3 separate regions of the Mus musculus genome follow, and regions 2 and 3 are each linked to region 1. The links are chromatin loops, found by intact Hi-C in ENCODE. Cell type or tissue: heart. All regions are shown on one strand.

Evidence for each region. Hi-C counts contacts between places; a loop is a spot of excess contacts. Peaks named below come from ENCODE experiments on the same cell type or tissue, not always from the same donor. Only the 100,000 strongest peaks of a DNase experiment are listed, where the experiment ranks them.
Region 2: it touches region 1 in a loop (5-fold over the local background); 5 of 42 quality-filtered maps call a loop at or near these places.
Region 3: a loop joins it to region 1, with 2.0 times the contacts of the local background. A loop is called at or near these places in 2 of 42 quality-filtered maps.

What each region holds. Positions count from the first base shown.
Region 1 is chr11:43,745,583-43,749,582 of GRCm38, reverse strand. It overlaps Ttc1 (tetratricopeptide repeat domain 1), which reads left to right and starts at 1,575. Exons shown (of 8, transcript NM_133795.2): 1 at 1,575-1,661. In heart, no CTCF peak of the experiment used is centred here; a DNase peak (open chromatin) is centred at 1,532; H3K4me3 peaks cover 1,568 bases; H3K27ac peaks cover 1,246 bases.
Region 2 is chr11:43,435,129-43,439,128 of GRCm38, reverse strand. It overlaps Slu7 (SLU7 splicing factor homolog (S. cerevisiae)), which reads right to left. Exons shown (of 16, transcript NM_198936.1): 2 at 1,599-1,784; 3 at 853-1,006; 4 at 245-325. The coding sequence starts at 1,768. Among named protein-coding and RNA genes, the nearest start is that of Slu7, 3.4 kb to the right of the region's middle. In heart, no CTCF peak of the experiment used is centred here; no DNase peak of the experiment used is centred here.
Region 3 is chr11:43,527,399-43,531,398 of GRCm38, reverse strand. It overlaps Ccnjl (cyclin J-like), which reads right to left and starts at 2,650. Exons shown (of 6, transcript NM_001045530.2): 1 at 2,432-2,650; 2 at 1,940-2,044. The coding sequence starts at 2,002. In heart, CTCF peaks have their summits at 2,148 (motif pointing left) and 3,138; DNase peaks (open chromatin) are centred at 2,398 and 2,688; H3K4me3 peaks cover 2,855 bases; H3K27ac peaks cover 3,256 bases.

The DNA of each region.
Region 1 (4,000 bases):
TGACATATAGGTGTGGATGAGAAGACAACATTCAGGGGCTAGTTCTCTCCTTCTACCACATGTTCCTGGAGATCAGACTCTGGTCAGCAAGCTTGCTGGCAAGTGCCTTATTGTCACACTAAGTCATCTCTCATCTCCCTAGCCCCTCACAATCTCACAACCTTATTTGTCAGAAAATTACGAGTCAGAAATATGGCTCATGCTTCACTGGGTATGAGTATGTCTTGTTTTGTTTTGTTTTTCGAGACAGGGTTTCTCTGTTTAGCCCTGGCTGTCCTGGAACTCACTTTGTAGACCAGTCTGGCCTCGAACTCAGAAATCCCCCTGCCTCTGCCTCCCAAGTGCTGGGATTAAAGGCGTGCGCCACCACAGCCCAGCGGTATGGGTATGTCTTATGTTTCATTTCAGTGTTAAATCTTTTTTTTTTTTAATAATTCTGTATAGCTCCGGCTGTCCTCGAACTCACTCTTTAGACAAGGCTGGCCTCAACTCAGAAATCTGCCTGCCTCTGCCTCCCATGTGCTGGGATTAAAGGCAAGTGACACCACTGCCTAGCTTCTGTGTTAATTCTTAAAGTATCTACATTTAAAAACAAATAAATCAAAGGAACAGTATTTCTGTCTATGAAATTTTGTATAACTCTATGGAATTTTTTTAACTTTACTGTTATCTAATTAACTCTTCTGGTGTGCATGAGTGTTTGTTTACATGTATGCCTGTTTACCATGTGTGTGCCTGGTGGCCATGAAGTTCAGAAGAGGATCTTAAATGCCCTGGAACTGGAGTTAAAGTTGTGGTAAGCTGCTATGTGAGTACTGGGGATTGAACCCTGGTCCTCTGAAAGTGCAGTCATTGCTCTCAATTGCTAAGTCATGCTTCCTAGCCCCTTGTGGGAATTCATGACTGAGCCTAGGAGAGACTTAACCAGTCTTGATGAAAGGCTACTTTCCTTTCCGATGTCTTTTTAATTTTCTCCATCTTTGCTATCCTGTCACAAGAAGAATGGCATTGTTTCAATTTTTTGCAAATCTCTGATTTAATACAGGACAGGTGAAGGCCTGGAGGTCTAGCTCACAAATAGACGGACTTGCCTAACAGCTAGAATAATTCACCCCTTTTTGTATTCCTTCTGTTGCACTATATCAGAAGACAACCTCTGGAAAGCGCTGTACAGTCATGAGAAAATGAGTGGAAAAAGTGTGTAATATTTACTGTTTTGAAAACTGTTACTCTCCTAACAGAGCTCTTGAAAGGCACTTTGGAAACTACTGGAAAGAAATGTTTATTTAGGGACGAAGGATGTTTTCGGGTTCTTATGCACATTCCTAACATGAGGGACGCCAGAATAAAGACGTTTTTAAAGCCACAAGTAGTCGCGTTTGAAAAATTACTTTGTGCTAATTGGCAGGATTTGACATAACTCAAGATGACAGCTGAGGCTCATAGTACTGAGCCGTACAGTGACGTCACACAGCTACTTCCGCTCACTCTCTTCGAGTTGGCCACTACATTTCCCAGAATGCTTTGCCAGCAATGGCGCCATTGGCCAGCGCGGCCGGAAGTGCACCTGACTCAGGAGGAAGTAGAAGGACTCGGAGGCAGGAGCGGTGGAGAGAGGAGCTGGGAGGTTGTGAAGCCCATCGTGGGTCTCGCGGCGTTCGGTGAGGACTGTGGCCTGGGACAGGCGCGGGGTCGCGCGGGGAGGGGCTTTTCTAACCTTGACTCATAGCCGGGAGGGACGCGACACTCGAGTAAAAGCGAAGCCTGCGAGTCCTGACCCTCCCTTTTAACTTTTCCTTTTAACAGGCTAGGACGAATTCGGACTTTAACGCGACACTGGGTCATTGGCGTGGTTTTGCTGCGACCAGAGGGGTGGCAGGCACCGCAGAGGTTCTGACTCAGCTTCTAGAGCAGCAGTGGTTAATAGGATGAACGTAAAATCATCAGAGTCACTTTAAAAAAACAGAGATGCTCTGACCTGACTGCAGACCAATATTGTCAGGATCTGGGCAGCAGGGTTGCGCAGCGAGAGTTGAGAACCGGCTCTTCCAAGGCTGAGTTCTGAGTCCCTGGAGGATGCCTGTGAAAACATCTGCGCAAAGGCTCCCCTTCCAGAATTAGCTACCTAAGCTATACCGCTTGCATTTGCTTACGATGATAAGCACGATTTGGGCACAGATGCCATCTTGGGCTCCATAAGAAACTTATTCTTCGGCTCCCGGTGGCGATAGTGTCCCATTCGGACTTCATTGTTTCCTGTTGACAACTTGGTCATTTATTCTGAACAAAGATTAGAACTCTTTCTTTCTTTCTTTCTTTCTTTCTTTCTTTTTTTTTCCCCTGCAGCTGTTTTGGATTCTGTCTAATTTGTGCCATCCAGCAAGCTGCCGGACGTGGAAAAGTCACATTAAAATCAGTCTTTTCATTTAGGGTATGGATCGAGGGTGTGGTTCAGTTGTTTAAATGGCTTACATGTACCACAAAGTCTGAGATTCGGTCTCCAACACCAGTGGGAAGTGGGGATGTTAGTCTTGGTATAAGTCTGATACCATATTTGATCAGCAAGACTATCAGTTAAAATGATAATTGGCATTGAGTGTGAGTTTATTATACTCTAGTTTGGGGCTGGGGAGGGGCCTAATACAGGGTCTCATAGCCCAGGCTAGCCTCACATTTGCTGTGTAACCAAGGATGGCCTTGAACTTCTGATCTTTCTAACTACATCTCCCCAATGATGAGACTGCAGGAATGGGCCACCACAATTGGTGATATCCTGTTTTTAAAATGACTTCCTTGGACAGGCATGATCCATACTCCTTTAATCCAGCAATGGGGAGACAGAGGAGGGTGGATCTCTGAGATCAAGGCCAGCCTGATGAACAAAACAAGTTCCAGAACAGCCAGGGTCACACAGAGAAACCCTGTCTCAAAAAACAAAAACAAACAAACAAAAAAAAACAAGCCGGGCATGGTGGTGCACTCCTTTAATCTCAGCACTCAGGAGGCAGAGGCAGGCAGATTTCTGAGTTCGAGGCCAGCCTGGTCTACAAAGTGAGTTCCAGGATAGCCAGGGCTACACAGAGAAACCCTGTCTAGAAAACAAAACAAAACAAAAAAACCAATAATACTTATAAAACAAATAAATAAAAATAATGACTCCCCAGTCAAAGAAAGTCAAGCTGTGTTTGGCGGGGTTATATGTAGAAGTTTGTTTAGGTGTGAAAGACAGAAGGGTTTTTTTTTTCCATATTTTTTTTATTGGGTATTTATTTCATTTATTTCCAATGCTATCCCAAAAGTCCTCCACACGCTCCCCCACCCACTCCCCTACCCACCCACTCCCACTTCTTAGCCCTGGCGTTCCCCTGTACTGAGGCATATAAAGTTTGCACGACCAATGGGGCTCTCTTTCCACTGATGGCCGCCTAGGCCATCTTCTGATTCATATGCAGCTGGAGACAAGAGCTCCAGGGTACTGGTTAGTTCATATTGTTGTACCACCTATAGGATTGCAGATCCCTTCAGCTCCTTGAGTACTTTCTCTAGCTCCTCCATTGGGGGCCCTGTGATCCATCCAATAGCTGACTGTGAGCATCCACTTCTGTGTTTGCCAGGCCCTGGCATAGTCTCACAAGAGAGCCATATCTGGGTCCTTTCAGCAAAATCTTGCTAGTGTATGCAATGGTGTCAGCGTTTGGAAGCTGATTATGAGATGGATCCCCGGATATGGCAGTTTCTAGATGGTCCATCTTTTCGTCTCAGTTCCAAACTTTGTCTCTGTAACTCCTTCCATGGGTGTTTTGTTCCCAATTCTAAGAAGGGGCAAAGTGTCCACACTTTGGTCTTCGTTCTTCTTGAGTTTCATGCGTTTAGCAAATTGTATCTTATATCTTGGGTATTCTAAATTTCGGGGCTAATATCCGACAGAAGGGATTTAAGACTGTATACAGCCGGGCACTAGTGGCTCACACCTTTAATCCCAGCACTTGGGAGGCAGAGG
Region 2 (4,000 bases), 310 kb after region 1:
AAGAACTTGCAGCACACAGAAGACTCCCTGCAACGTTTACAGAGTTGGCGCAGGCACACCACGGCATTTTTAGTGTCTTTAGTTACCAGGCAGACTTTGGACAGGAAACTGTAATGATACCAGACTAAATTCAAGCAAATTCATTTTTATTTTTCTAAAACAACTTTAGGAAATAGAAGTTTTCCAACAAGGGGAAAACAAAAGGCTAGCTGACGTTTTCCCACCAGGCTTGGAGGAAACTTACCTCAAAGCAATCTTTCCTCTTGTGTGTCATGGCTCCACAATTCTCACATGCACCTTTGCGGTACTTGGTAGTTATAGAATTCTGTTCAAGGACAGAAAAGAACAAAACAAACTTCTTATCAGAGGTAACTTTGGCTCTCACTATCTTGTCTACTAAAAGACTTTATTTGTTAAAAGGAAGACCAGGGGCTAGAGAGATGGCTCAGAGGTTAAGAGCACTGTCTGCTGTTTCAGAGGTCCTGAGTTCAATTCTCAGCAACCACATGGTGGCTCAAAACCATCTGTAATGGGATCTGGGGCCCTTTTCTGGCCTGTCGGAATACATGCAGGCAGAACACTGTATGCTGTATACATAATAAAGTAAATCTTTAAAAAAAGGAAGACCAGGTAGCCTTCATGTTCTGAGATGACCAAGTTTAAAGGTTTTAATAATATAAAAGAAGAAATAAGAAAAGACTGGAACTAACACTGTGTACACTGTGAATTTCAACACCAGGGTCACACAATACCTTCCTACTTTAAACAGCATCACATTCAAAGTTCTTAAGTTCTTCATAAAAAAAAAAAACCTCCACCGGCAAAAGGGCACACAGGCTGCCACCCACATACCTCCTTTACGCCTCGCTTGTACCACTCCCCAGATGAACTGAACTGCTTCTGTTTCTCTGGCTGTGGTCTCTGATGCTTTAAAGTGGGTCTCTTTGATGGATCAATGTACCATGGAACCGAAGAAATATACTGAGGAATATGAGGGTTGATATCTCTGTAATAAAATTTAAGTGAAATTGTGAAAAAGGAAGTTTGAAAATGGCATTTTAACCACAAAGGTAGTGAGCACAGAGGCTAAGAACAGAAACCCTGCCGTGGGATGGAGAGGGAAGACGGTTGCTATCTCCATTAACTGAAGAACTAAGAATAAAGATGTACGGTGTCATATTACACCGAGGAACTTTCTAATAGAGATGCGGAGACTTAGGTACAACTGGAAGGAGACGGAGGGAGGGGTTAGCGAGCTCCCTCCATCGGAGCTGAAAGTTAAACTAGTGCACACAGCCGACTGAGTAAAGCAATCACAGAAGCATTACAATTCAGAGATTTGAAAAATTCAAAATAAGAGCATGGGAAAGTAGCCACTTTAGGCTGGGGGCAGAAAAAAGGTCAAAAAGGACAACTGCTAGTCACTATGAGCTCTTTAGTAGCATTTGTCTACTAAACTACATACTTATGAGTCTGAGGAGATGAGAAAGAAGAACACACATTCTGCGAACAATAAAGGACAACCCCCTACCAAAGCAAAGGGTGGGCCCCCGATGAACTGGGGGTGGATTTAAACACACCAGCAACAGAAGACTTACTTTCCCTCTTCATCGACTTCTGCAGGAGCATTGCCCAGTTTCCTCTGTTCTTCTAGCTCCTTCTTCTTCCTCCAGTCCTCTCGGGTCATCTTTTTCGGCTCCTCCAAACTCATCTCCTTTGATCCCGTCATGGGTGTCGCACTAACTGGGTCCACAGCGGCCGCCGACATGGTGAACTGGTATCCTCTAAACAAGAGAAGTTTGTACAGTAATGGAGGTCTCCTGGAATACACCCTGACACTACTGAACGGTGTCTGAGCACGGTGAGCTTTCCTAGGGTCTCTCTCGCTTACACTTTTTTTCTCCCTCTTACTTCACAAACTTTTTTTTTGTTTTTTGTTTTGTTTTTTGAGACAGGGTTTCTCTGTGTATCCCTGGCTGTCCTGGAACTCACTCTGTAGACCAGGCTGGCCTTGAACTCAGAAATCTGCCTGCCTCTGCCTCTCGAGTGCTGGGATTAAAGGCGTGCACCACCAGACATGGCTACTTCACAAACTTTTTATGGTGTTGTGATCAAAACTGGGTCCTTGCTGCACTAACAGCATTCTCCAGTCTCCTATGTTCTTATTCTTTCAAAGTGCCTATAAAGGAGGGTTTCTTTACATTTTATTTATTTTTTGTGTGTGCAGGCGTGTGGAAGGGTCGGGTAAGGACCGAGCGTGCCATGGAGTGTATGGGAAGGTCTTTAGTGGGATTTGGCTTCTTTGTGGGTTCTTTCCTCTCCCATCCTTCTTCATCCCCTTTCTTTTACCTTTTCAACCCCCTATCACTAGATAAAAGAGAGGAAAGGAGAGAGAGGGAAGAAAAGAGATCCCTGAAGAAAGCCAGGAGTCAGAAAGGAGGCAAGGTTATCATTAGCATACTTCCTGCTGATTGGGGCACTGAGTTCCTTGGGGCAAGTTTGATCTTTGTTGTCAGGATATCTGATTTTTTTTTCTTCTTGTCTGCACAAGATTACCTAACAAACCTCAACCCCCAGCAATCAACAACAACCCCCAACAACTAACAACCCACCCCACTTCTTGGGGCTCTAGCATTTATTTACCCTCTAAGTCCAAGTCCCCAGAATTCCAAATGTCACATGAACACAGCAACTACCTGCAGTTGCTGGCAAAGCCTCTGCTAGGGCATGAAGCAAATCACAGTCAGCTACTGCAACAGTCCGAAGCAGCCCCACCTGGGATTAAAATGATAACATATTCTTATAATATTTCTATGTTTTTAAAAGAAACCAGAACTCCAAAATTATCACTACAGAGGTCAGAGATCAACTTGTAGGAGTTGGTTCTCCCCCAGTCACCACGTGGGTCCCAGGGATCAAACTCAGGTCATCAGGTCAGCAGCAAGTGCCTTTACCCGCTGAGCCATCTCACTGGTTCTAACGGTTTCCCTTACTCAAAAGGCTTTACAAACTGGGCACTGTAATATACAACCTAATCCTAGCACCTGGAGAGCAGAGGGATGTGGATATTCTGGAGTTGGAGGCTAGTCTGGAACTAGGTTGGTCTACATATTGAATCCACAGCTAGCCATGGCTATATAGTGAGACCTTGTCTCAAAATGAAAAAAAGTCTTTACGTATTCTTAGCGCCAATTCTCTCAACACTCCAATTTGTAAGCAGAGAAAGCCATGTATATAAAATTTTAAGGAGCTGGAGAGACGGCTCAGTGGTTAAGAACACTGGCTATTCTTCCAAAGGTCCTGAGTTCAAATCCCAGCATTACAACCATGTGTAATGAGATCTGATGCCCTCTTTTGGTGTGTCTGAAGACAGCTACAGTGTACTTACAAATAACAATAAATAAATCTTTAAAAAAAATTCAAAGACTTTCATACAGATGTTCCTAAATTAGCCCTCCTGCATGTCTCAAACTTATCTTCCATAGGAAAACAAACAAACAAACAAACAAAAAAACCCCAAAAACCTAAAAAAACCAGAGCACATCACTGTTCCCCTTGAAGGCCCAATGCCTTAACAATTACCAAAGTTCAGGGCTGGGGATGAAGCCTCAGTTGATAGAGCGTTTGCCTAGCAGAAGTTTGATTGCCAGTGCAACAAAAACTAGGCCTGGTGGTGCATACTTGATATCCAGCAATCTCGATGTGAATATAGGATCAGAAGACCAAGGTCACCCTTGGATATATAGAGAGTTCAAGACATGAGACCTTGTTAGAAAAAAATAGAGATGGGTCTGTCTACATTCAGGGATGCCTAGCATATCTAGTTCTCTCTGTCTCTGCCTCTCTCTCTCTCTCACACACACACACAAACACACACCACAAAATCACCCATATTCATAGTGTGCCTATTTTTATACCTCTGCTTTGCACTCCTCTGCTCTGGTCACTGACTTCATTTCCATTCCCGACCATTCCATGCCTTCTTTTGTCAGAGATTCTC
Region 3 (4,000 bases), 220 kb after region 1:
CTGGAGTTACATTGTTTCCACAAAGCCTCTTCCTCCCTTCATGCCCTAAGGTACATGCAGAAATGACAACCACTTAGCTACCTTAAATCAGGGAAGCATGCTCTCCAGTGGCCCTCATTACCTGCGTTCAGCCAATACTTCTAGAAAGGGCTAAGAATACACTGTTTCACGTACTACCGTACAGCCTCTGTCTCTGCCTTCTGGCCTGGCACTTCTGACCCTCAGGCCTCTGAGAGCTTAGTTAAACTCCCATGCCCTGCTTTTGCAAAGAACTACCAGGACCCAATTTTGTCTCCAGATCCCCAGACTGGAACATTCTGTTCTGGACAGAGCAAAGGAACACGGGAAAGCAATGCCAGAGACATGTCAGCAGGTAGAGGAAAAGAGGAAAAAATAAATAAATAAAATAAAGCATTTGTGTGACTAGAAGAGATTCACTCCCTAATGAGTCAAGTCCCCCTCTCTCACCTCACCTGAATCTGGAGACTCTATAACAGGTCTGCCACAGACACTGAGTATGTTTTGCTGAAAGTGGGAGCCCAGTTCTACAGAGATCTACGGGCCCCAATAAGACAACTTCTGACCTACACTGGCCTGACAAACCAGTCGAGACTACCTCTCCCCTAAATTCATGTCCGTCTAGAACCTGAGAATGTGACCTTACTTGAAAGTCATATCCTTTCAGATGTACCAGTTAAAGTACAGTTACACCCTACTCGGGTAGGGTGGGCTCCTACGAGGAAACAGACACAGACTCTCAGACAGGAGATGACACAGAGGCAGTAAGTTAAGAGCATTCAGAGAGCTGAGGCAATTGAACCATGAATTTAAGGACTGCTTGGACTATACAGTACCTATACAGCTAGCCTGGGCTCCATAACAAGACCCTGTCTCAAAAGCAAACGGATCTTCTGTATCCTTCCAACATCCTGAAATCGGATGCCCACCAGCCTCTAGTACTTTGTTACAGTAGCTCTGCTTCCATTCACACCAAGTCTCCAAACAATCCTTCCCAGCCCAGGTACAGGAAGAAAGAGGCAAAGCCTTCATTCAGTCCTCTGGGTTTTCCCAGTTTCCCAGTGGCCAACAGCAGCCTCAGCAACAGGAGGTGAACTGAGAGGGGGATCAAGTTTCAGCCAGCCCACCTTCTACCACAGGAGGCCAACTGGCAGGGGAGTTTGTGTTTTCTCCCTTAGCTTTCTAGTCTGCAACCTCTTTCGGTTAAGGCTAGTGTGTCTTTTCTTTCTCTCGTTTTGAGACAAAGTGTCCCACTGTGTAGCCCTGTGCTTCCTGGAGCTCCTCCTGACGCTTCAGTTGACCTTGAACTTGTGGAGATCCTTCTGCTGTCTCCACAGTGCTAGGACTGCCCCCAGGCCAGACTTTTAAATTTCATTCAGTTCCTGCCTTAACAATGAATTCCCACCATCTACCTAATATTTCTTTACACCGAACTGTAACTTTACTACGTTTGCATAGATTTATTTAGGCATCTGCTTTACCACTGAGCTATGCACTAGTCTAGTAATTATATTTTAAAAGAAATTGCTACAACATCATTACAATGATAGGGAAAATCAGCATTATGTATAGTAGGTGGTATTATGTGTCTTTGAATTACACACTGTAATGGATACACAGTATTTTTTTTTTAATCCATTCTTGTACCATGTAAAGTAACCTCGGGAGGAAATCCAATGGGATACGAACTATTCTTCATTTAGGTGGCTGGTGAAAAACCGACTTCAAGTTCTTGGATCTCCAGGTCCTTTGCCTGGAAGAAGACCACACTCCCCATGAAGGTAAAAGAGCAGGCGCACAAATAAAAGGGCACCAAGAGTGCTGAGTTCCCATGCGGGGCATCCTGAAGACACCCACAGGAGACCGAAAGTGACTTTAAATACCCAGTCCTTGCGAGTGACAAGGGCGGGGAGGAACTGACCTTCTCGCGCAGAGTGCAGTGTACGTCCGAGGCGACGCGCCCTTCCCACCACGGCTCATCCATCACCGCCGCAGTTATGAAGCTACCGGGATCTCGGGGCGCACCCTGCGAGGACACCAGGAGCTTCAGCGATCGGAGACTCTTCCTTCACCCTGCCCTCAGTGACCCTGATCCTCCTCGGTCCCTGTCCCAGTCCGGGACGGGCGCCCCCTCCTGCCCTGCACCGTGGAGCTGGCTGTCGCCCGCTGTCCTGAAGAGCCAGCAGTGTCCCCGCTCCCCTCCCTCCGCCCGCCCAACCTGGGGCTATCTGGAACTGTGTGCAACAACTTGCAGAATATCCAATGTGCCCCTCTGCAAAAGTTGCAAAGTTGCGGGCTGTAGTAGCTCTCCCAGGGCTGGCTGGGTCACTGGCTCAGAGTCCCCAACTCCTCCCCCGCCGCCTAGCCTTTGTCCTGCTCGCACATCCTGCCCTCGAGCCGGGGCCAGACTCACGCATCGCTGTCCCGGCGTGGGGGGCCGCGGGTGGTGGGTCCCTTCCCGCACCGGGTACGTAGTGCCCTCCGATGGCCGCCCGGTCCCTGGCCTCGCGTGCTCGCGACCGCTGCCTCTGCAGCCCGTCCCGCCCGGCCACCGGCGCGCCCCTGCGTGCGCTCGGTCCCGCCGCGGCTCGCAGTTCGGGCCGCCGGGGGCCTCCCTCCCTCGCTCGGGGAATTGGGGGCCGGGCCTCGCGCATGCGCCGCCAGCACCCCGCGCCCCGCGGGGCGGGGGGCTGGGAATGGCAGTCTTTCTTTCCCCGGCGCTGAGCTGCGCTTCCTGCCCACCCTCCTCCCTCGCCCGGGCAGAAAGCTAGGCTTCACCTTCCCTGGGACTCTGGGGGCGATCCCCAGTGACCCTGCCCCCTTGATCCTGGAGCGCGGGGGACGCGGCGCCACCTGCGTGTGCCGCGCGTGGATCCAGCGGCCAGGACGCCCCCAGAAAGTTCTGACTTCCGCATGCGCTGCTCCTGCCAACCTGCAGACGCTTCCACCTGTCTTTCTTTCTTTTTCAGCCTGCCCTGCGATGGGGAGGTAGATTTTCAAACAATTCCCACAGGAGCCCCAGAGAAGACACCCTTGGATACGCACGAGTTCCTCTTTATAAAGAGGGCTCAGTGAGTATCTTATTGTACTCTTAAGCGTGCATCCATGCTGAGCATTGCAGGGAAACAGTCCTTGTGGCAGGTTGCGGGATAGAAAGCCCTTTTAATTTACTTGTTTTCAGAAAGGCATTTTCTGGAGCCTGCAGTATAATGGCATAACATCCTGCTGTGCTGATTTTTGTGAGCCCTTTGGTGATCCCACTAACTTAAAATCAAGTCCACCAACTACCTGGGTGTTTTTGTTCACCCAGTGTCTTAACCACTTAGAGCTTGGCTTTAGGTAATAGAGGGATACAAACTACAATAATCTGCTGGGGATACATTATGATTAAATGAGAAAGGACACGAAAGAGGATTACCACTAGGCCCGTTAGAAAGTCACCAGTCAATAAATAATTACACGAAAAAGACTTTAGTTTCTGCCTAGTTTTCTACAAGATAGATATTTGTTGTGGTTTGAGACATGGTTTTTCTGTGTAGCCCCAGCTGTCCTGGGACTTGCTCTGTAGACCAGGCTGGCCTTGAACTTGGCGATCTGAGGGAGGTCTTGTAGGACTACAGAGTCCTGTGAGCTGGGACTAAAGGTGTGTGCCACCATCATCAAGCCGCAAGTAAAATTTTACGGGTTAAAAATACAATTTAGTTTTGAAAGGCTACTATAGTACTGCATACCTGCGACATTAGCACTCAGAAGGCTGTCTGTAGCTTAAGGGTTAGGAGTTCAAGGGCAGCCTGAGTTACACAGAAGTTTGAACCCTGTCTAGGCTGAGGGTTTTTTGTTTTGTTTTGTTTTGTTTTTCTATGTTTTTTTTTTTAGCTTTGATGAACTTGTACTGAAAAGAAGTTTTAGCATTTATGAGCCCTCATAAAAATTTAAAAAATACCTGAGATTAAACAAATGTGATATATATGCAATCATGTAT